Linked DNA regions of Mus musculus: regions 1 and 2 are each linked to region 3. A link is a loop called in an ENCODE intact Hi-C map of the cell type or tissue named here. Cell type or tissue: gastrocnemius. All regions are shown on one strand.

Region 1 (8,000 bases), 130 kb after region 3:
ATTAGGAGCAGATGCCCAGAGAGATACTAGGTTGCCCCTGATTTTGTACCCTGCAGCTGTGAACTGATGGCGGCTTTGCTTGACATTTAAGTAACACAGCTGTGACCCTTACTTGACAGCCGTAACCCAAGGCACTGTGTGCAAACATTCACTATTATTAACGCAGTGTTGCTCTTTAATTTGAATGCCTGCCCACTCCATTTAGTGTTACAGAAGACGGGGAGCACACTGCTAAGAAAACACCCAAATGTATAATGCGCTTTTATTGTTATTATATATTATTCAGGTGCTCATGAAATTTCATATTTCAGAGTACTGAAATTAACAGGCTCAATGTAGTTTTTTTTTCCCCAGTTGGTATCACTTGTTCCGATGGGGGGGGGGGGAGGAGCTTGTTCGTTTCCACAGACACACATCGAAGCACTAATTAGATAACAGATCTACCTCACATGCCTGCTAGCTGCCTGAAGGCCAGTCTGTGTGTGATCTTATTTAATCCTCATGGCATTCTTCTAAATGAGCTTCATTCCTAATGCTCAACTGAGAAAGTCAAAGGGGACAGTCGTCAAGTAACTGCCCAGGACTTACAGATGATAGAGACTACACTGGCAAAATGGGATGTGAGGCCCTCTAAAGAAACCATGTTCTTTGTCTGTTCATATATGTGTGTGTGTGTGTGTGTGTGTTTATGCTGTGTGTCTATGGTGTGTGTGTTTTTATGGTGTGTGTGTGTGTGTTTATGGTGTGTGTGTATGTGTGTGTTTATGGTGTGTGTCTATGGTGTGTGTGTGTGTTTATGGTGTGTGTTGGTGGTGTGTGTGTGTTTATTGTGTGTATGTGTTTATGGTGTGTGTGTGTTTATTGTGTGTATGTGTTTATGGTGTGTGTGTGTTTATAGAGTGTGTGTGTGTGTGTGTGTGTGTGTGTGTGTTTCTAGGTCAGAGAACAATTGTGAGAATCATTGCTCCTGCCACGTGGGTTTGAAGGATCAGGTTCAGCACCTTTACGCTCTGACCTTTGCACCAGCCTGTGCTCTTCATTTTAATTAATACACTGAAGTGAGTTCAGACTCACAGGAAGTATATGTAACATAGATAACCTATACTAATGCTCTTCTTTGGACACTTCATATTTGCAGCTTCCCTCCCCCACCTGTGTGTGTTTTTTGCATGTGTGCATTATATCCTGAATTGATTTATATGCTTCAGTGTGGCTATCCTGAAAGACAAGGATACACTCCTATACAATCACAGCAGAGCAATCAAAATCAGTAAATTAACATAGATTTAGTTCTAATCCATTAATCCTATTCAAGTCTTCACAAAAGCCTTAATGATATTCTTTAGAATATCTTTTGATCTGTAGTGGGTTACATTTAATTATCATGTCTAGTTCAAATTAAATTATGCTATGATTGTGAAATATACTGTGAATTTCAACAGTTAGCAAAAAAATCAACTGTCTCAATAATCTTTATATTAATTGTATATAGAAGTTATAAAATTCTGATATATTAGGGTACTTTTTTGTCCAAAAAACAGATGCAATCCAAGTGTTTTCTAGGTGGCTAAGTAAGTACAATGTCATAGATACATACAATGTAGAATTACTGTGGCTTAAGAAAGGAGACTCCAATACGGGCAGGCTACAATACAGATGAACCATGGAGACCTTATCTTCAGTGAAACAAGCTAAGTTCAAATTGACAAGCTGTTAGGATCATGCATCTGTGAGTTACCTAGAATTGTCAGATTGACAGAAACAGAAAGGAAAATGGGGTAACCAAAGATTTGGGAGGGGAGCAAGAAATGGCAAGGGTTGTTTCATGAGAACAGAATCTCATTCCAAATGATCACAAAGTCATGGAAATTCACTGCGGCAATGGTGGCAGGCAGGTGTGACTGTACATAATGCTAGTCACTCGTGCATGCAAATGGGCTCCTGTAGAAAGAGCTGAAGAAGGGTGTCTTTTTATTGAAAATTGTAATAGCACTATAGACTCAAGAGATGTAAGCCATCTATGAAACAGCCACCATTCATTGATTTGCTTGTCTTGCATTTCCACCTGGGCAGAACCAGCTGACCAAAGACCAATTGTTGTCACTTCTTATATACCTTCTAAAATGAGATAATCCTAATCTTAGGTTCAAGCCTGGAACTGGTATTCTGTCCATTAATTCAGTTTTGAAACTTGAGACCAAGGACAGATGCTCCAAGTCCTTCCAGCAGCCTCCATATCACAGTAGCTGCTGGAAATGGACATCTGCACAGGATGGGTTTGAACGAATGCTCTTGGCTAATTCCTGGGCATGCTGGCACCTGCCCAGTGACCGGTCAGTCAGGTAAGCAAGAATCAAAGAAAAAGTGTTTATAGTCTTCACTAACTCTCTGTTCTTGTCTTCTGTTCTGTGGTCGTTTTGAACTGAAATGACAATATCTTAGTTCTATTTTTAGCATTGATACTTTTCAAGTCTGTGAATCGATGATCTAAAATGATTCCTGAGAACCGCCCATTGCTTCTCTTACTAGACTTAAACAAGTGATCACTGCTAGCTCTAGTACAGTGAACTTTAAACTACTTTGTTATCCATCTTTTTTCTTTCTGTGAACTGTAAAATTTGGGGAGTTTGTCCTGGAGATAGTTCCCACACACCCTAATGCCTATTTCCCTTATTTTAAATCCTGCATCTCCTCTTTCCCTTTGTCAGCTCTGCACTGCAGGGTAAAGTGCCCACCACTGTTCTCCCAAAGCCGGATACACACTCCCTCCCTCACTCCCAACTTAGTGCAATTGCCAGCATACTTGTCTTTCCCAAACTAGAAGGGGGTGGGGCTTCTGGAGTGCACATTGCTCCTTCCTGGTCCCCAGCAATCCGAGGAAAGACTGACAGAGCATCACAGACTGCTTCAACAGGTAAACAAATGATGTAACAACTCCAGAGCTAGAGAGCTTTGAGTCACTCTCCGGGCTGGGCATGTGGTACAGGGGTGTAGCACTTGTCCCCTGTGTGCAAGGGCCTGGTTTCTGTCCCTAGCACTCATAAAAAGTGGTAGCTGAACAGCATCTCAGTGACCTAAAAAGTAAGAAATAGGAAAACTATGCAATGTTAAACTTTTTTTCTAGCAGTTTATTACCAGCAAAAGTTTTAGATTTAAAATTCTTGTATGACCCTTTTTCCTTGCTGTTTCATAAGTGCGGGGTGAAAGAGATTTGTATAAATAAAGGTGTGGATAAGGCACAGAGTAGAAAAATACCAAGAGAACAGTCTGCTAAGCAGGAGAGCCTCTGTCCTTTGGCTTGTACCTGAGGCAGCTTTGTGGAATGATGAGTATGATAAGATAGGCCTCATATCTTTTTGAAGTAGAAAATGATAATAACAGGTTAAGTTCTTGTGGTTTTGATGAGCAAGATGTGTCCTTGACCTCTGAAAATTGTTTTTGCAAATAATCTGCCCACTCGGGTTTCCAAGGGCAGTGTCTCCTTGTCCCTCTGGAACGCCAAGACACCAGGTGGCAGCTGCTTCAGCTCTGAGGCAATCCTCAAGTGACCTACTTCGGGGTCATTATGCAATGGTCTTCTCTTGGCAGAGCCACCATCATCCATAGCCTTGCCCATTTTGTGTCACTACATAGTTCTTTCCCATCTGCATCCATGCACCCTTCCAGTGGGCCTTGGCTCATTGAAAATTGGGGCAAAGGAAAGGAAGAGACAGTTGCAGCAACTCTCCCTAGTGAACCAACATGTGAATACAGACGTGCATGAGTGAACCAGCATGTGAATACAGACGTGCATGAGCGCAGGCGTTCGCCTCCCTCGCCCCTTTTAGAATGGCGTCTTTTGCTGGTCTTATTTTCTTCCTTACACAGATGATAAAGAGAAGTTAGGCCAGCTGAATCTCTCCAAGCTTTGCCTTAACTCCTATTGATTCTAATGACCAGAAACAGGTCTGCATATCAATAAGCATGTGTTTAATTCACTTAACAGAGACTTACTGGCTCCCCATAACACACTGTCAGCAATTGCACTGGGTGTTGGTACTCCAAGGACAAAATAAAATGTCATCCTGGCCACCGTGAACTTGGTCCAGTGCGAGAGGCAGTCGTGCAAATCCCAGGTTTTAATGGGCTGTACTTTTCAGTGCGGGGGCTGAATAACACTGGTGGAACCTTTTAGAGGTGGAGGTAGCAAAGTCTTCATGGAATGGGGTATAAATATTTGAACAGTACACCCTGGGAAGAGGAGCAGGTCTCTGCCCAGGAAGTAAGCGAGGACACAGTAGAAACCAGACACCCTAGCAGGTACCATGGATGGCTTCGCAATAGCAAACTGCTCCTTTGCCGCAAGAACAGGGCCACTGGGGCCAGCTTTGGACCAAGTAGACTCTTTGTCTGGGCTTGGATGATTGGAGTCTTTTAGATGCGTGAAATCTCCTGTGCTGTGTACACAGTGGAGAGCAACCAGAGGCATTTTCACAGGACATTAGTCCGGGAACTAGAAAGAGGAAAACACATAAGATTAACCCTCCCCCAAGAACTTTTCCTAGGACTCTGAATGTTTCCCCTGAAATGGAACTTGGATTTCATCTAATCCTGGTCTTGTGTTTTACTCATGAAAGCTGTATAACCATGTTCAGTACCACTGGGTATCCTGTATGGTGGAAGGCCTTAAGCAGACACTTACATAAGAACCTCTTCACAGCAATCTCTGATTAGCAATGTGTAGTGACTGAGGAGGCCAAGCCCCGTGGAGACAAGGAGTGGGTGAGGCTGTCACGAGCCGGGAGACCAGTGACATTCATTGCAAGTAGAGTATTTAAACACCACAAGGAGACTCTGGGCTGGGGGTGACGATAGCCTGACTCCAGGTAGTCTGCACTGTGACCTAATGGAGAACTTAATGAATCACATACATTGCAGCAACCAAGGGGAACTTAGTGGTCAGGGCTGAGCACCATGGTAGGTGACTGAAGGAAGGCTGCTTGTCATCAGCATAAGGCCTCGTGGCCCACTCTAGAGGCCATCCAGTGAGTACCCGGACAATTCTAGACCTGGTGGCTGGGATCCTGGTAACCTGCCAGGCTTGGTTTCACTGGGCCCAAAACCAGACCCAATATAGTCTTGGGATCTTCCATTTTAACCACTGGGCAGGATTGAGAGGCAGACTTGATACCAGGGTGTCACCAAAGTTGCAGGCAACTGCACAAGGTGATGGCCCAAGACAGAGTCAAACGACAAGGACAAGGGTGTTCCCTTCGAGTGGCCTCACAAGACTCTCAACAGTCCATTGTACTCTCTATTCTTGCTGGACTTTAAGGTTCTTTCTAATTTCCCCCCCAAGTTCAGGAACACCAAGCCACACACATAATGGCAGCTTTGCCTTCAACCACAAATGTCTTTAAATACGAAAGAACTGCCCAGTCCCCATTCAGACCATATTGTGTGCCAAACCTGGTCTTTTAAAGCAGTCCTTTTGAAATGCTCTAATTGTAGCCATACGTTAGGTCTCCATTCTCTCAGCCTCAAGTCACTCAGGGTGGTCCTAGTTAAAATGAAGCCATGAACAAAGTCTCACAGCAATGCAAGATTTACAACGGTATAATTGTATTTGTGGTAGTCAAAACACAATAAAAAAGATGCTCTTTTGTCTTCTAACTTTATTATTTGCAATTATATTCATTCATCCATTCAGTGGTTACTTATTGTGCTTAGACACTGTCCCGAATAGTAAAAATATGTTTCAAGGAAAAATTATCCATCCTCACCATTTTGGAAATTGGAGTCTGTAAAAGAAATGAAATAAGTAACTGGTCTGCATAGCGCGGTGGGTAGAGTGCTTGCTTAACATGTAAGAGGTCTTGAGTGAATATACACTGGGTATTGTATACTCGAATCCCAGCATTCAGGGGGGTCCGAAGTTCAAGGCCATCCTCAGGTACATAGGAAGTTCAAGACTAGACTGGGCTACCAGACTCTGTCTCAAAACATAAAATGTAACCATAATGAAAGTGCCCTGGTAAAAGAGACAGGGACATGCCTGTTCCAGTTGCCTGGGACTTCTCTAAAGAAGGTACATCTGTAAGACCAGTGCTATATAAAAACAAAGAAGAAAGCGCCTTCCAGGCAGAACTTGTAAGGCCCTGAGGTCACAAAAGGCATGGTTTACTGTAGGGGCCCAGGGAGGTCAATGTGGCTGGAACAGGTCAGCCACACTCTAGGGAACAAAGGAGAGAGGACCTGAAGAAACAAATGGAAGCCAAGGCCTGGGAAGCCTTCCTGTAGCTCCTACTGGAAATAGTGGCCTCACTGTAGCACAAAGGAACACACAACATGGAAGCAGCTCAGCGAACCACGACCCAGCCCTGCTGCCAGAGCCCTTAGTGATTATTCAAAGGCAGAGAGAGACTGAGTCTTCCCACACTGGCTAGAGTCCTGTCTCACAGTCTTTTGCAGTTGGCTAGTTTTAAAAGAGTTAGCAGAAAGGAAAGTAGTCGGAGGTAGAAACATTTGAATAGAAGTTGTATAAGGGAGACAGAGAAACAATGTCTTACAAGGTAGGAATCTCATCAGGGAGCTCTGTAGACACAGAACTGGTAGAATGAAGAGAAGTGGAGGGAGAGGAAACTTTTAGAGTGGCTTTCAGGCTGTGATGGAGCTAAACCAACACTGGCTGTCTATCAAGGGGAAATCTAAAACCCAGTAGTTGTTCAGTCCACAAGGCTGGATGTATCAGCCGGTCTTCTGAAGAAGCAGACTCTCATGCCAGTGAAGGAATGGACTCGTTAGCGAGGCCAAGAGCAAGCAGGCAAACAGCAAACTTCCTTCTCCCATGTCCTTTACCCAGGCTGCCACCAGAAAGGCTGGCCCAGATTAAAGGCAGGTCTTCCCACCTCAAAAGATCTGGATTGAAGGTGTGTCTTCCCACTTCAAATGATTTTGTTAAGAAAAATCCCTCAGAGTTGTACCAAACTGCTTGGGTTTTACCTAATTCCAGATGGTGTCACGTTTACAGCCAAGAATAGCTATCACAAGCAGCCCCTGACAGCATGGCACACAATCATAGCTCCTGATGTCATGCTTAGTTTCCAAATGAAAACAATAACCAGGTAAAAGCTATGCCTAACATGATAGCTGTCCCATGTATAATTACGTATTATATACTTAACCAGGTCATAATTATGCATAAGATAAATACCCTTGTATAACTACAAATGCATTGTAAATTTTAGAATAGATAGCAGTGTTTTTGAGTAACATTTTTGGGGGATTATCCTAAAACTGATATTCTGTTCATTGATATTTTATCACCTGATAAAGAAATTGAGGAAAGAAAACACAAATATATTTTTAACAAAATATGACAGAAATACTTGTGCCAATTATAATCCTCATTTAGCCTTAGCTTGTATTTATAACTCCCTTGCTCTACCACCCATTCTGTATTCCCTCCACCATCAGCAAGCACCTCAGCAGGTCTTGGTCTCCTGGGGAGTGATGCATGTCATTCCTGAAGAGTCTATGCCCTTTGTCATCCTGTCTGGATTAGACTGTCTACTTTCACGCTGACTTTAATCTCAGTACATGATATTACCAGTGTCTCCTGAACTCCAGACATAACCTTTCTAACTTCCATTGTGGAGAAACAATCCAATTTCCCCATTCATACTCTGGATCAATCATCCTTCCAAAACTGTTATTTCCTGTTGGCTCACGTGCATCAGAAGCCCAAAGTAGCTAGAAGGGGAGCCTGAGCTTCCAGTTCAATGGAATGTTTGTTATGGCTCCTGGCAAGAGTGCTCCCCCTTTGAAACCAAAAGTTCTAGGCCAGCAGAACTTCAGGTTGCAGGAACAGGAAACAAACATTTTCCTTCTGGGGTTACTAGGGGTGATAGTGAGTGAAACTGTTTCTTTTTCCACCCTTTGATTCCTGGACCCATGGATCCTGGGTATGGGAATAACCATAAGGACTCAAAGAATTTTCTACCTTTAGGAGGACCCTGCCC
Region 2 (8,000 bases), 110 kb after region 3:
AGCCAAAGCTTGCTTTGCATCGCCAGGAATTCAGTGTTCGTGTGAAAGCCTCGTCCCGTTGTGAGGACTGCTGGTGAATTTGGCAGTGTTTCGGTCATGATTTACAGCACTGTCTCTACTTTTGTTGTTTCTTCTCTCTGGTACTGGAAAACCTCACCTTAGGCTCATTGCAGTCTTTTGCTAACATGTCGGCCTTCTCTTGGCTTCCTCCCTGAACTCAGTCTATGTTTACAGGGCTCTCTGCTTGCAACTTGTTTCCCTTACAGTAGTTAGCTGTGGCGTTGTGCTCTTATTTATGTCTTAGAAAACATTTCCCAAGCATCCCTAAAAATGCATGCTGATGTTTATGCCTTTGTCAGCTTTTCCATATGGTTTGCAAGGGTTATTTGATAGATGATTAGACCCTTCTAGGGAGTGAAGTTGAAATTATCTGTAAAGTAATACATCCAGTCCCAGACCACATGAAACATGTACTAGTTAAGGAATTTAGACTAATACCTTTAGACACATATTTTTGAAAAGTCAGTCATCTTCCCTGAAATCCATTTTCTTTTGGATTAAATTTATTTCGTATCTAGCAATTTTATAGTTTCCAAGAAAGATTATGGCTAAAATGTTGACTGACTCTAGGGCAAAGGGACTTTTAGGCTTAATAATCACGTAACAGGAGAGTTGAAGGGCTGTGAGATTAACCAGAGTTAGCCTAAAGCATAGCATTGCTCATGTACCCTTTAAGAAGCACTGACAAGGTATTTCCTGGAGATTAATGACAGTCTGAGTTAATGGGCTGAAGGAGGGCCATTAATCCCTTGCACAAAGGTAGTTCTGAAAGTAGCAATGAGAAACAACCGCTGGGTCAAGGGCACTGGATCCCAGGAGATGTCTCAGAAGATCGGTTACTCTACAGAAGGCCATCTTAACTACTGTTCTCAGCCGCTTCTCCTCCCGGCAGAGCTCAGGCTCGGGCTGTTGCCAGCCTGGCACACAAGGACTGTTGGGTAACTGGTTTTTCATCTTTCATCAGAAGACCTTTTTATTTTTAATAAATAGCTGCGCCTTCCCACTGAGAACTCAGCAATGCTATCATCTTAGAGGTCAATCTTGACACGAATCTTTTACCATCACAAGCCTGATAGGTGAGTGAAGCTGTGCTTAGGAGTCAAGAAACCAAGGCAAACAATTACACAAAAATAGTGGTACGCATAAGATGCACAGGAGAATCTGAAATGTGAATGGTTGGGTGGGGTTGATAGAGCAATCAAACAGACATGACATCAATAAATCAGACAAGCAAACTATATGTTTGCAGATTTAAAAATGTCAGACTAAACTTCCACAGACTTTCTCCAGACCAGCCTAGGCTTGATGAATTTTGAGTGTATGCTAATTTAGCCAGGATTGGTACTCTTGGGATTAGTTAGGCGAGGTATATTACGTCCCAAAAAGAAAGTCTCTGAGATGTCAGAAAAGCATAAAAACTCCTTGGGTTCCCTTAGTTGCAGACACATCTGCCTCCGTGCATGCGCCTCCTCTGTTAGTGTGTGTCCCTGGTAAGGGTTTCAGGATCCAGAGCTTGCCCCCTTCCCTGGGTGCGATGCTGCTGACCCTCCCACTTTGTGTGTCAGCGTCCTGTGGATCTAGAAAACACTTTAAACCCCATCCGATGCATGAAGTTGTTCTGACCTAAGACTGTGATGGCTGCAGTATGCTTTCATATATTTGAAACAATTACGTTATTTTGCTGCTTAAAAATATTTATAACTCTGCTGATTAATAAGACAATAGATGATTGCGAAGGGAAACGAAGAAAAATGTTTTCTGGTCGGTTAAGTTAAAAGTACAAATACTAAAGTCCCATTAAAATAGTGACCAGAGGGGGAGAGGCAGACCCGTGGTTAAACCTGCTTACTGCTCGTGCAGAGGATACAGGTTCAATACCCTGCACCCGTGTGCAAGTGCACACACATACACACACACATATACATAGACACCACAAAACCCCAGACAAGCAAACACAAATAAATAAATAAATAAATCCTTTACAAAGAAAGCATACATGCATGCATGCATGCATACATACATACATACATACATACACACACACACACACACACACACACACACACACACACCAAATGGTGACTTGTATCTTGCCACTAACAGGAATCTGATGTAATGCTAAAAGCTGTCATTCTCTGGATTTGGAGTCAGCCAAGAAATTTGTAACTGCCTATCCAAACTGGTAGCGCTACTGTTATAGCAAAGCACGTGCAGGTGAATATCACTATATTACTCCATACTGTTAAATAATCCTTACTTTATATGCACTTAGCTATGGCAGACCTAGGTGGACTTTTCAGCTGAAGTTGCCTAGTGTAAGGGAACTATCCAGGTGTAGCTGGACACATGACCACACTAGTGCCGAGATAACTAGATTGTTTACGTCATAACCGTGGCTTTGTGGTTCTATCTGGGGACAACAGTTTGAGTGGGTTTGAGTTGTAGTTCCCCTTCCTTCCGTAGACACACTGCTCTCTCTTGACACTTCGTTGGTAGTGGGATGTCCTGGTCGCTTTGCTTACTTTGGGAGCAACAGATCCACTGTGATTTGAGCTGATGTTTTTCCGTCTTCTGTTTAGCAGGTCTCTAATGCATCCACACAGCCTAGTGATGGGGTAGTAAAGCTTGCTTCCTAGTGTGTACAAATGCTGTCTTTCCAAATAGGAAAAGAACTGAATGAAACCTGTGGCGGAGCCTTATTTCACAAGGAGTAGTTTAACACCCAGCACCAACATTCTTCTGAGGTTGCATTCCATAAATAATGACTGCTGGGCAGGAAGACTCATTTCCTATTCTGGAATAAATTGAACACACTCGAGATTTTTACTGTCTATTCAGAATCCTCTGGGCTGTGAGGCTGTAAATTATCACCTTCTTGAGTATGGAGCTTCCATTATATAATTTAAATTGTATGACAGAAGTGAGCAAGAGAATGTTAATTTTTTTTTAAATGTTTCTTGCATAAAACCAGAGATCCTCCAAGGAGAGAAAAGGATATTTCTGCTCTTTAACATTCATCAAGGAAATTTCAGTTTTGTTTTGAAGAATTGACTTCCTGGAGATTTTCTTAGTGCTCAAAACATGGCATTTTGCTTTCTAAACTCATACCTGTTGGCAGGTGTGTAGAGTCTGGAGTCATGGTCGTAACTTAGGGTCCAAAGAAAGCACCCTTCATGTGCTTCCCCAACCACCCTTTTATAGCCTATACCATTAATCAACTTCTCTGAAGGGGCTAGTATATCATATAGTCACACTGGACTCCTTAGGCCCAAACTATAGCTAGCATCATGATAGTTTTCTGTATTAGCAATGGTGGTGCCAGCACCCGATTATTAAATACTTTTATACCATTATAAATATGCTCCCTACCTTATATCTCCCCTTTATTGCCCACAGCAAAGGCAGGTTTAGATATTATCTCCATTTTGTAGTTCAGAAAACTGAGGACTTTTGTGGGACAATGGGGTCCTGCGTCCACTGGGGCTAGGGCTGCTCAGGGCCAGGCAGACGTGGGGAGTTTGAGTGCTCGTGGGTTGGACTGTGAGAAGTCTCGGGATCCTGCTTTGGGGTGGGGAAGGGCGCAGTCTGGGGTTCCCGAGGACCTGCGGGAGTTGGATTCCGACTCCACAGATGCCGCTGGGTACTGTAGAAGGTCCAGTTTTGGAGTCCCTGGGCCACACAGAGGCCAGGGATGACAAATTCTCGCTCTTGGGCACCTCAGATGCCGCTGGATGTCTCAGAAGAGCTGAGAAGAGAGTGGGGACCTCGGGTGGACTCTGTCCTGGGGACTGAAGGGAAAGGGACTGAGAGGAGAGGGCTCCAGCTGGGTCCTGAAGGGTGGAGAGTCTGGCTTGCTCGCCAGCGGGTAGGTTGGCTTGGATTAGCTGGCGGCCTTGGCTTTGTGCACAGGGAGGCCTCTAGCGGGTACATGCAGGACTGTTTAGAGGGAAGCCCGCTCCATTGCATCAGCACGGCGGTTCCGATGAGCAGAGACAGTCCGTGGTTTTAAGGCGTTTATTGCAGAAAGACAGAGAGGGAGAAAGTAGAGAAGCAGAGGGCGGCCGTGGCTGTGTGGAAAGAGGGGGAAGGGAAGGCAGAGAGGGGGGAGCAAGGGAGCAAGAGGAAGAACAAGAGAATAAGAGGTAAGAGAGGCAAGAGAGTGAGGAGGGGGCAAGGAGCCTCTTTTATAGTGGGCCAGGCCTACCTGACTGTTGCCAGGTAACTGTGAGAGTGGAGTCCAGACAGAATACCAGGAGCTTGGGGCATTGCCTACATGACTGATGGCCACACGCCACTGCAGGGGGCTGTGGGAGGCAGTAGCTGTGACAGGAGCCAGGGGACCAGGAGGCGTGGCCAAACACCTACCGGTCCCTTAGGGTCACCAGGGTTCCAGACCTGTGCTCGGCCTGGGACCAGGCCCCACAACCTTTGAGGTTAAATAGCTGTTGAAGATGGAATGGAACTGAAGTGGAAAGCCAGAGCTGCCATCTGGGAAGAGTCCATGCTCCAGGACATTACACACTACGATAATGAACTCCCAGACTTACTGGTTTCATTCTGGTTTTGTGTGGCATTCATATCTTTTCAACTCAAACAGTCCTTTCTCTGTTCTAATGGTTGGGCATGGCTCCATATCTAGATGCTAATATGTTAAAATTCCAAGATCAACAGCCGACTGTAGGATCCACAATGGTGTTTGGCGTGCCATTTGTTTGTAGCATAAATAAATAAGCAGGAGCACGCATACCCTTCCAGGCTTGGCTGGGCCTTCCGTTGTGATATCCCTACACTGACTGCAGTGTGTGGTATTAGAGACTGCAACAGTGGTGGTTTTGATCTTCTTAGATGAGTCAGGCATGTAGTGATGTCTGACGAGGAAAATTAGATCAAATTAATTTGTGACTGTTTTTTGAGAAGCCAGCAAGCAGCCTTTAGCCAGTTTCTTAACAGGAGAGCAGCTAATTGAAGAAAAAAAATTGCATAGATCTTTCCCCCCAGGATTTTTTTTCACTGGACAGTGTTTTATAAGTCAGTATTACACAGAAAGTATTTAGAGTTGAATTTTGAGGGATTCTAAAGGTTGATAAATTTTACTATATCTTAAAAACACTGGCAAATTTCTCTGCCAACAGTTTCCTCTGCCTCAGTTCTTCATCTGAGAACATGGTGGGTAAACTTCATCAGACATTTTTCAAATATTCTTTTTCCTTTCTTTTAGCATCCTGACTTGAGGTTGGAGGGGAGTAGAGGGAGGAAGAGAAAGAGATCTTTTCCCTTTTTCTTACTTTTTTATTGATTCTTTTTGGATTTCACATCATGCACTCCAATTCCACCCATCTCCCCTTACCTACGTATCCTCCCTCTGCCCTTGCAACCTCCCCCACAAAAAAGGTAAATAAATAAATGAAAATTAAAAAACAGAAACAAAACCATCTCAGCATGGAAGCTGTAGTATGTCACAGTGTGGCCCACATCTTCTTTTGCAGATATTCATTGCAGTGAGTCTTTGGTCTGGTCCGAGGCCTCTGGCTTCTGCTACACTATCAATACTGGAACCTCACCAGGACTGCTCTCAGATATCCTAATGTTGCCCAGTGTCTTGGAGATCCTGCAGCTTTGGATCCGCAGGATCACCCCTTTCACGTGCTTTAGCAATTCATAGATAGGGTAAATGCTAGAGTTGGCTACTCATAGCCTTGAATCTGGGCCTAGCTGGGTTGGTCAGCTCACAAGCTCTCCAGCACGGCCGGCCCCAGCTAACTCATCCCATGGCAGCTCTCCTGCTCTCCCGCTTTCCCGCTCTCCCGCCCTGAGGGCTCTGCTGTACTGTCCAGGTGAGATGCCAGTTCTCCCCAGTGCTGCATCTGATGAGGAGCAGGAACTGCTCTCTTACTCCATGACCCTGGGGCTAGCTCTCCTGCCTGCTGCAGGTGGCAAGCGGGGTAGAGGGGTGTCTCCCTCACCCACACCATCTCACAACAGATGAGTGGTGGGGCCAGCTCTCCTAGGATAACACCCTCAGGGTCCGCTTACCTCACCCTGCCACCCAGACCAGCTTTACTATGCTTCCCAGGTAGGTTGCAGGGTCTGCTCTCCTCTCCAGAGAGCTACAGCCAAGGAGGGGTGGGGCCATCCCTGCACAGCCCTTAGACATCAACATGTTCCCAGGCAACAGCCCAAAACAGGGAAGTCCAAATGGCCTTTGGTGAAAATGTGAGCCACAGACATGTCCAGCTGCTACTGCAAGGCCATGGACCCAGACATCACCCTAACTGGGAGTACAGGAGGGACTTCGTGATCTCAGGTGGCAGTGTAGGCTCCTCACATCAGGCTACTCCTCTCCACCCTCTGGTCTCCAGTTCACCTCTCTTCATCATGCAGAAACCATTCCACTTCTCTCCCATGTCTCTGCCACATGTTTGCATATCATAGTGGTACCCAATGCAGGGGGGCATGTGGCAGGTGGACCTCTGAGTACCTCCCACCTCCCCATGTAGCATGTGTCAGATGGACTGCATCCTGGCTTCTCTAAATTAGGATTTTTTTTATTTGTATTTTGTATGTTTGGTGTTTTACCTATATGAATGTCTGTATACCACATGCACTCAGTGCCTGTGGAGGTCAGAAAAGGGTGCTGGATCCACGGAACTAGCATTACATTACAAGTGGTTATAAGCTGGCATCTATGTTCTGGGAATTGAACTCTGGATCTCCTACAGGAGCAGTAGAGCATTGTAAGCCACCAAACCATCCCCCGACCCCCTAACGTGTCTTCAAATGAGAACAACCCTGTTCAAGAACTCCATTATATCAACACCAAAGCAGAATATGACGTTTGAAGTTTGAGGCAGAAGGCTCTCAGTATTCAGTCATACAGATCTTTAAGATACACTTTGCCAACAGTAAAAGTTACCCTTCAGATAATGTTCTCTTCTACAAATCCTGACAAACACTAGAGATCACAGATGTTACCATTACAGTCAAGACCTACAGAAGTTCCATCACCCCAAAACAGCCCCCCTCTACCCCTTTACAGAAACTTCTCCACTAGGTCCTAGAAACTTGCAGTTGCTGATCTGCCTTCTGTCCCTGTAGCTTTTCATTTGCTACAGTGCCATATGCATTGCACTTATGCAGAGTCCGGCTTCTTGAGTCTGGATTGTTTCCCTTAGCCTAGCACAGTTGGGGTTTGTCCATGTTGCTGTATTGTTAGTGCTATAGAGTAATTCATCCTACAGTTGTGCTGTAGTTTAAATATTCATTCAGCAGTAGAAGGCTGTCTAAATTGTTTCAAGGCAATTACAATGAAACTGGTAGAAATATGACTACTCAGTCATAGGCAATTTGCCTGTTAGGTTAGAAAGCATCAAATTCAAGAATTATTGGAGAAGGAAATGACTATTCTATTCTGTGCCAACAGACACATTTCTAGCCAGCAGGGTGGTTCATGCCTGTTACCCCAGCACTCAGGCGGCTGAGGCAGAAGGATGTGTTTTGGGTCAGCCTGGAGGTCCCTGCCTCAAAATATCTCTCTCCGAAAGCGATTAGTTTGTCTCCCCCATCACACTCACAATGCAATCAAGAATGGAGTTTTTAATAACCTCCTTCCAGAGCCACTCTTGTAAGTGGGTGGCCATGTGTGTTCTTGCTGGAAGACTAGTTCCCAAAGTAGCACAGCTTCAACGCCCACCTTTCCATTCTCTCCTACAACCCCACGTGGCCTGTACCATCAGCGTTTGTCCTCCCTCACTTTCGGAATTCACGTGATCTTATGTGCCTTCCTCTCACCAGTACTCAGGGGGTGCAGTGGGGGAGGGGGATGCCTTTTAGCAATCGTGTTATTTTGCTGCTCTAAAAGCGTAATTATGAAGAGAGGCTCCCTATGGCTTTTCTTTGGATGCATGCTTAAATGTGGCTCATCTTGCAGAGGCCAGCTCCAC
Region 3 (8,000 bases):
CACTATACCCAATATTGAGTGCCTCTTGTGTATATGATCTTGAGGGATGTAGAAAATAAAAAGACACACCTGTCCAACAAAGGTAACTTGGTATGAGCAAGGAGATAAAGCAGCAAGGTTTACAAGTAGATACGTGTGGCCATTCTCAGGTGATCCCAAGAACATTACAGAATTACAGGTGGTTCTGTTGGCCAACCTCAGTATTACCCATCTACCAGGGAATATGTTGCTCAGTGGAGAAACATATCTACCATGGGGGTCTAGACAGGAAGATTTCCAAACTGATGGTTTCAGCCATTCCAGTGAATTCAGTGATGAAAATATGGAGCTTTGATTAGAAATGCAGAGAAGGTTTTCTGTGGAATGAAACTTCTTCTAAAGTGTAAAAAATTGAAAGAAATGTGGAAAAGGAATTTCAGACTAAGAGAATAGTACATCACAAGCCCTAGTGTTTGGACTATTATGGCAAACTATAGAAAGTTTGGCTTTATCATAGTCTGAACTATAACTGGTGGAAGTAGTGGAAAACAGAATTAAAAGTGCTTGTCTTGCTGTCATTCTCTGCTGAGTCCTATGAAATCATCTGGAATTTAGGAGGTAAAATTAACCAAATGGTTGACATACCTGGATATGAGATAGGGAATAAGAAAAAACTGAACAGGGAATATAGATTTGGATTTTTTCCATATTATTACTATTTAAAATCAGTAGCAGTGAAACTGGATGAGAAAAGTATTTAGAATTAGCAATATACCAAAAGTGAACCCTCTAAGAGCACATATGAGAGAGGTGAATGAAAGAACATAGGAGAGAATGTGGGAATCCAACAGAGACGTAGGGAGTTTGCTGTTCTCAACTAGGAAGATACCTTGCAGTAAGCACGGCAGAGCAAGGCTGAGAGTTCTTGCAGAATTAGTAGGAAGAATGAGTTGGTAAGATCTCTCTTGTAGTGGTTGCCATGGGACAACCCAGGCTTAAAAACCAAATAAATAGTGGATAATTTGATGAGTTATTAAATATATTTCTAGGCTTAGAAAGAGTAAATAGGCCATGAGAAGCTGGGGATTTAGGAACTATAATTGGAACACATTCCTTGGAGAGAAGGAAGAGGACTGAGGCCATGTGTGGAAGTTCTGGCCTTTCACTTGGAGGACACTTTTTTCCAAACTGGAAAAGCATACAGTGTAAGTGTGGTTGTTTGAAAGAAAATAGGCCCATAGGGAGGGGCACTGTTGGGAGTTGTGGTCTTGGAGTAGGTGTGTAACTAGGGGGTGGCCTTGGAGTAAGTGTGTCTATTGGGAGCTGTGGCCTTGGAGTAGGTGTGTCTATTGGGAGTTGTGGCCTTGGAGTAGGTGTGTAACTAGAGGGTGGCCTTTGAGATCTCAGCTCAGGCTTGTTCTCTTCCTTCTGCCTGTGGATCAATAGTAGAACCCTACTTCTCCATCACCATGACTGCCTGGACTCCACCATGTTACCTGCATGCCATGATGATAATGAACTAAACATCTGAACTGTAAGCCCAGCTCTAACCAAATGTTACAGTTACTTTATGAGAGTTGCTTTGGTCATGGTATCTCTTCAAAGCAATAAAACCCTAACTAACACAGTAAGTCCAAAGTATTCACAAGAGGGAAACAAAAAATGTTAAGATAATCTTTGTGTTTCAGTCAACTGAAAACCATATCACTGGCGGAGAAGGGTGTGACTGCATTTGGAGTCTTGTGCTTGGTGGCAGTTTGAAATACAGCTGAGAGAAGTAAGGGCAAGAGAAGCGATAACAGAGTGGGCAAAGTGGCTAGTGCTAGGCAGAGGACTGCAGATTTCTAGTGACCCCAGTCTGAAAGCTAGTTTGTTTGTGTTTTGTTTTGTTTGTACCAAAATATAGGATATGCATTTTAAAATTTATCTTGGAGTTTTATTAAATTATTAGGGGGAAAGGGTTAGCGATTTGTGTAGCTTAAGGTTTTGGTGACAGAATGGTTTGAGCCAAGACCCTGGTGTAAAGCAGTGAGGCCAGGAAAGGGATCAAGGAACTGTCAGAGGGTTTTGTTTTGTCTTTTTTCCTGCCGTTAAAGAGCATAAGTAGCAAGAGCAAAAGGCATGGGAAGACTGGAAGGATCTGATAATGGTCCAGTCCAAGAATGAACTGAGATGTGGGTAATCAAGAAGGTGAAAAGAATGAGGATTTATAGATTATCATGTGGGTCACCTAAATAATACTGTCTGTCAGATAGTAAGAGGACATCCATGGGAAAAGATACACCAGCAACTCAGAATTCAAAGTAAAGCTATTGTACCATGGATGTTAAGTTATAATGTCTTAGACTTCAGCATCTCTGTGAAGGAAAGATTTCTGGTTCTAGAGCATGCCACCTGCTCTGGTGTTCTTTGTTTGTTTCAAAGATTGGACTAAACCATACAAATTTAGTCCAATCTTTGCTATGTGACCTATAAAAATGGCAGTTGCACGTGGCTTACGGTCACAAGGCCTGTTCACTCACTCTTACAACTGCTTTAGACGTGGGCTTCCCACTTTACAGCTGAGGACAAAAAGCACTGAGACCAACAATAATTTCCTCAAGGTCAACTATGGAACCCAGTTTCAGGCCTATGCATTGTTGTTTTAGAAGGCACAGTTGCTGATTGGGTGAGCAATGCCCCACTGCCACTCACTGCCTTTCAGACCTTGTGGTATGAGGTGGGTGAGGCTGAACTTTTGAATGTGTGATTAACTGAGCTAACTACTATGAAGGAAATAAACATGATTTCCATGTCATTCTTTTTCCAAACATTATTATTATTGTTATTATTATTATTATTATTATTATTATTATTGTGAGTGTGATAGGGGGCTCAAACAAGCCAGCACACATGTGAAGGCCAAGGGACCATTTGTAGAGTTATATCTCACCTATTTTTATATAGGCTCCAGGGATCAAGCTCAGGTCATCGCTCTTGCACACCAAGGACTTTTATCCACCAAGCCATCTTACAGTCCCCTAGTCAGCCCTGATAGCTCATTTCATAGGCTCTGTGCTTCCATATTCTTGTCTAGTTTTGTTCTCAATTTTCTTCCATTTGATTGATTGCAGAGTCTGTCCCCACCCCATCTCTCTCTGTATCTCTCTCTGTCTCTCCTTTTTTTTTTTCTGGCTTGCTGAGTTGGAACTACACATCCCCAGTTTCTGTGCAGGAGTTTACTAGGAGGCAGGTATGGCAGATGATACTTGATGCTCCGAGTCATTGGATTTAACGAGCAACAAACACTGTTCTGATTTGAAATGTGAGTCAGGGTCGGGGCAGGAGCAGGCTAACAGAGAGTCAGGAGCTCAGTTAATTGGAAAGAATTTTACTATTATATAGATCTAAGCATTATCCTCTAAACTATAGCCAGCCATTGAAAAATATTTTACAAAATATTGTGGGACAATAAATGTTAGTGAGGAGGCAACTGAAGAGGAAACACAGTGGTTTCCTTGAATGAACGAACTAATGAATGAACCAATGAATGAATGATTATATTGGCGCTGTGGAATTTAGGTCACTCAAAAGCTACCTGTACACTTTTTGTGGGCCTTGTACAAATTCCTGACCTTGATGTATGAATAGTCATGATAGCAAAAGTGCATTAGTAATATAATTACTGTACTCATAAGGAGTATATTCAGCAAATGGATAAATCAATTGAATACTGATACTCTGTCTAAGGAGTAAATGAATCAGTGGGATACTATTCAGAAGAGTGTGGTTGTGACAAGAAGAGTATAGTAATGCACATAAAACATACGGTCTCTTATGCAATGTACAGGAAAAGGTGCAGTTGAACAAGGCTTTAATGCGTTTGATAATGAAATGGGACGATGACTCATTGCTTCTGGTCCTGATCCTATGGCTACCCTAATTTTGTTCATCTACAAAGTTGACTTAGATCTTAGGGGATTGTTTGCATGTGGAAACTAATGCCATGGTAGGATTACTAGGTTGCAAATCCACTGGGAAGCCTGAGGGCATCACAAGCCGAGAGGAGCCCGTGACCTGCAGCAGCGTCAGAAACTTCCCAGTCTGAGGAAGCACTGGTAATCCATTTTATGCCTTTCCATTAGCTATTAAAATAATAACGGATTGGCAGTGTAGCTCCAACTTCTACCTCTAGCTCTGTCTGCCGCTGAGCACAGCTGTTCCCAGTCATTCTTTCCAGTGTAAATAATGGTTCGTGTTTCCATGGGCTGTCGCGAGATCTTTCTGTACTTGTAAACTGAGCCCATGTCACCACCCTGTTGGGGAAGATTGACGGTTTCGAAGAAGCCTAGGAGCTGCATGAGAAGGCCAGACTTGACCCTCGCTAAGATAAGTTTTCTACTCCTGAGGACGTTCCTATCGACTGGGTGTTAATGATGTGAACATCCATGGGTGTGGACAAAACAAATTCTCTCCCATGTCTTTGTGATGCACACATCCTACTTTGTGACTTTCTTTCATGTTTCATGTACATAATGGCCTTCTTTGTTGTGAGACAAAGTTACAAGACACTGAGCACTTCAGCAAAAAGCCTCTTTTGATCTTCATGCCTTTGACAATAAAAGCTAAAGCCAGAAATTGGCAGAAGAATTTGAAAAGCCACTCAAAGCCTCCTTTTATCTATTCATGAGATCAGGTGCACAACTACAGAAGTAGTGACAGTTGTTAAGAAGGATGGAGAACAGAATAAGGCCACTTGCATAGTAAGGCGTGTGGTCTCTGTCTACTAAGGATTCCTTAAGGAATCAGTGAATGTCTTAAAACTTTTTTAATTCTAGTGTGGAAATATTCTTTTAAATGTGTTCAGGCTAACAGGCAAATACTGGGGATGGAGGGGGAATCTTGTTTTTAAAAACTAAATTTTCCTAAATCCCATGGGGAACATTGTTAATTAAGTCACAATTCCATATGTATATAAAGTATGCAATTAAAACCCATTGGAAACTTCTGGGTTCTTTTTTTTCTTGCTTATTTGAAAGTATAAGTTGCACTGCTGGGCTTTGTTGGTAAATAAATAAATAAATAAATAAATAAATAGCTATAATTTAAAGCTTGTCAGCCTTCCTGCTTCAGAGCTTTTGGGAGTCTGTACCTGTATCCAGGCCTTGAGGCAGAGGGAAGCCCTCAGAAATGTAGACATACTTCATCCTGAATGAAGAGCTAGGTTTACACTTACATTCCTGTTTAAGGCATACTGCTCCAGTTTGGGTAGCAGTAATAGAGACAGAGATTAGAATAGAGACGTCTTGCCTCCTGTTCTTTTCTCATGGGCCCAGTCTTGGAGTGGGACTAGAAAGACAGGTCTAAATGGATTGTCTGCACTGGTAATGTATGGCTGGCAAGGTTTTAAAGTCGGGCACGGTTTCCACCGAGTGCTTCCTTAGTCTACAGTTCTTCACAGACAACCAAGTGGATTGTTGTGATAAGAAGGAAATCGGAGGCTACGTATCTGTTCTCCTCCCAGGACAAGAGCAGCAGATTTCTCTCCGAATTGTTTTCAGAGGCAGACTGGATAAGTGAACTTTATTTTAATAGTCCTCAGTTTGAAAGTTGAACTCACTCCTGATTGCTTGTGAGTATTGGACAATATGAGTATTTCCATTGGATAACATAGAAGGGGCAGTTTATCACAGAAGGCCTGGTCACTTTTATCCTGGCTGAGTCGGTGCCAGTACACACAGATTCTGCTGTCACACCTTGGCTGATTCATTGTGGTGTGAAGCTGCAGTTTTTAGGGCCCGTGGGAGGATGTTCCTTTGAAACTTTCCTGAAGCCTGCTTTCACCTTGTTGACTTTGAAGCTCTCATTACAAACAGGTTGGAGAGAAAGTTACAATTGGGATATAATTCAAATACATTCAGTTTAATTTCAACTGAAAATGGTGCTTTAGCTGCTCTGAAATGAGCTAATCTGTATGGGTGAAGTGAACGGCAAGGAGACGGACAGTGAGCATGTAGGCACTCTCTTTCCCACCCCTTGGCATGAACCCTGGTGCTGGTTACACCCAGATCGATTCATCTCTACCACTTCTTAACTCTGAAAACAAGGGTGCATTGTTTGGTGTTTTGCAATGGTAGAACCAGGGAATAATTACCATACTAACCGGCTTGCTCAGACAAGTCCAAGGAGATAAGAAAAGCAATAAATAATTGCAATCAATAATACTGTGCCTACTGATGTTCCAGCCATTGTGCCCAAACCTTAGCTGATCTAGGAGAAGCTAAGCGAGAGCCTTATTGAGAGCCTTATTCACAGCCTTCTATGTTCTGTGCTTCTCCGCCCCCTGTGAAGGGCATTTCTGTCTCCAACAAATCCATGAGCAACTCTTGGTTGGGGGAAATATTCTAGATATTGGAAATGCAGCGGAGACCAAAAGAGAAAGTCCCAAGTACCATGCATTCTAGTATAGGAGTTTAACTAAAAGCCAATTTATGTGATACTTCATGTGATAATAAATGCTACGGGGGAAAAATGGAAGTAACAAGATAAAATGACTACAGTATTGAGATACTTGGAGAAAGAAATATTTCTGTTTTAGAAAAAATGGCTAGCAAGAAGCTGATGTAGTAGAATCTGAAATGAATACATATATATGTATTACTATATGTCAGTTACACACACACACATTATATATTCATTCCCAGAACATACCAAAAATATATTCTCACTCATATGTTGTGAGCTTCAGAAAGCCAAAATGGACTAATGCTGTCTATTTACTCTCTTTGGGGAGCAGACAAATGGCAGTACAGTACCTGACTTCATATGTCTAACAGCTCTCTAAGTGTGTGCTGATGCAAATCTACTTAAAGAGAGCAACAGGAAACTGTGGTCTAGGTAGCTTGTTCCTGCTTGTCTATAAATACACATAAAAAGAAACTGCATTTTACAATTGGATGACATTTGATATTCAATGAACCTCCTTTTAAAAACAACTTTAAGATCTTTTGGGATGTATAAACTTTGGGTCTGTCTAGTTTCAGTGTGTGATGCTTCTAATATTTGTAAGGCTTTCATTCAAAATTATTAAACTATGTCTATAACAAACAGACCCTGTAAACTTAGACGCAGTAACCCTGTGAGACAACTGTGCGAGACTGCAAGCAGGACTTATGCTCTACCCAACTTCCAAAAATCACCGTTCAAGTCAGTGGTTTTTCTGTAAGAACCTTGAAGATTGTACATTATCGTCTTCTACTTTACATCATTTGTATGAAAATGTTTGCCATAGTTTTTTATTCTGTTTAACTCTGGATAATGCCACTGCTCCCTTTTTCTTGGCCACTTCTTCATCAGTTTTATTTCAGCAGTTTGAATATGATGTGCGTTTGTTGTTACCAATTCCACTCGCAGTACACTAGCTCTACACTTTAGGAAACGTTTGACGGTGATTCGTCTTTCTTCTGTCCTGTTTGCACTCCTCTTCAGCAGTTCTTTTCCTGTTCCCCAGTCTTCTCTCCCTGTGGCTCACGAGCCCATGATGAAGTCCACGGAGAAGAGTTTAGTAAGTTGGCTTGAACTGCTCTGTGATGGCCGCTGTCGTGAGTCCAGTTCTCTTACTCTCTCCTCTCAGTGTCTCTGACCAAGTCCTTAAATACAGCACAGTGGTCTTACCTGCTAGTAGTTCCTTCTCAGTCTAGCTCACGGTTGCAGGAGCCCACAGGGAAGGTGTTAGGTTTGCCTCGCTGTGTAGGAAAGTCCCTAAGCTGCAATGTTTTTACAGTATTTTTATTTTGATGTTTATAGATTAGGGTGGTGTTCGTAAATAATTTTTTAGAGTGAAAATTTTAAGTAAGTGTCTTTATTGTTTTTTAAAGTAAAGCAGAATTTCCAAATGTTCTTGTCACTGAATCACATATCAAATCCAAGATAACTAGAATTTGAAAAGACTTTAAAATTCAGCTTTTTAAATTTTTTGCTCTCATGCTTTTATTCAGATTAACCAAGAGTGGGTAATTTATAAAGAAAAGAGGTTTATTTTG

What was found. Hi-C counts contacts between places; a loop is a spot of excess contacts. Peaks named below come from ENCODE experiments on the same cell type or tissue, not always from the same donor. Only the 100,000 strongest peaks of a DNase experiment are listed, where the experiment ranks them.
Region 1: a loop joins it to region 3, with 1.9 times the contacts of the local background. A loop is called at or near these places in 2 of 42 quality-filtered maps.
Region 2: it touches region 3 in a loop (1.8-fold over the local background); 2 of 42 quality-filtered maps call a loop at or near these places.

The regions. Positions count from the first base shown.
Region 1 is chr16:57,344,794-57,352,793 of GRCm38, reverse strand. The region is part of intron 1 of Cmss1 (cms small ribosomal subunit 1); the gene reads left to right. It overlaps 4921517D16Rik (a long non-coding RNA gene), which reads right to left. Exons shown (of 4, transcript XR_001781913.2): 4 at 4,602-5,539. Among named protein-coding and RNA genes, the nearest start is that of Filip1l, 4.5 kb to the left of the region's middle. In gastrocnemius, no CTCF peak of the experiment used is centred here; a DNase peak (open chromatin) is centred at 3,618; H3K4me3 peaks cover 1,167 bases; H3K27ac peaks cover 7,154 bases.
Region 2 is chr16:57,359,180-57,367,179 of GRCm38, reverse strand. All of the region lies in intron 1 of Cmss1 (cms small ribosomal subunit 1), which reads left to right. All of the region lies in intron 1 of Filip1l (filamin A interacting protein 1-like), which reads right to left. Among named protein-coding and RNA genes, the nearest start is that of Filip1l, 9.9 kb to the right of the region's middle. In gastrocnemius, a CTCF peak has its summit at 3,970; DNase peaks (open chromatin) are centred at 3,948, 4,345 and 5,838; H3K4me3 peaks cover 2,448 bases; H3K27ac peaks cover 7,376 bases.
Region 3 is chr16:57,470,141-57,478,140 of GRCm38, reverse strand. All of the region lies in intron 1 of Cmss1 (cms small ribosomal subunit 1), which reads left to right. All of the region lies in intron 1 of Filip1l (filamin A interacting protein 1-like), which reads right to left. Among named protein-coding and RNA genes, the nearest start is that of Filip1l, 120 kb to the right of the region's middle. In gastrocnemius, no CTCF peak of the experiment used is centred here; no DNase peak of the experiment used is centred here; H3K27ac peaks cover 4,235 bases.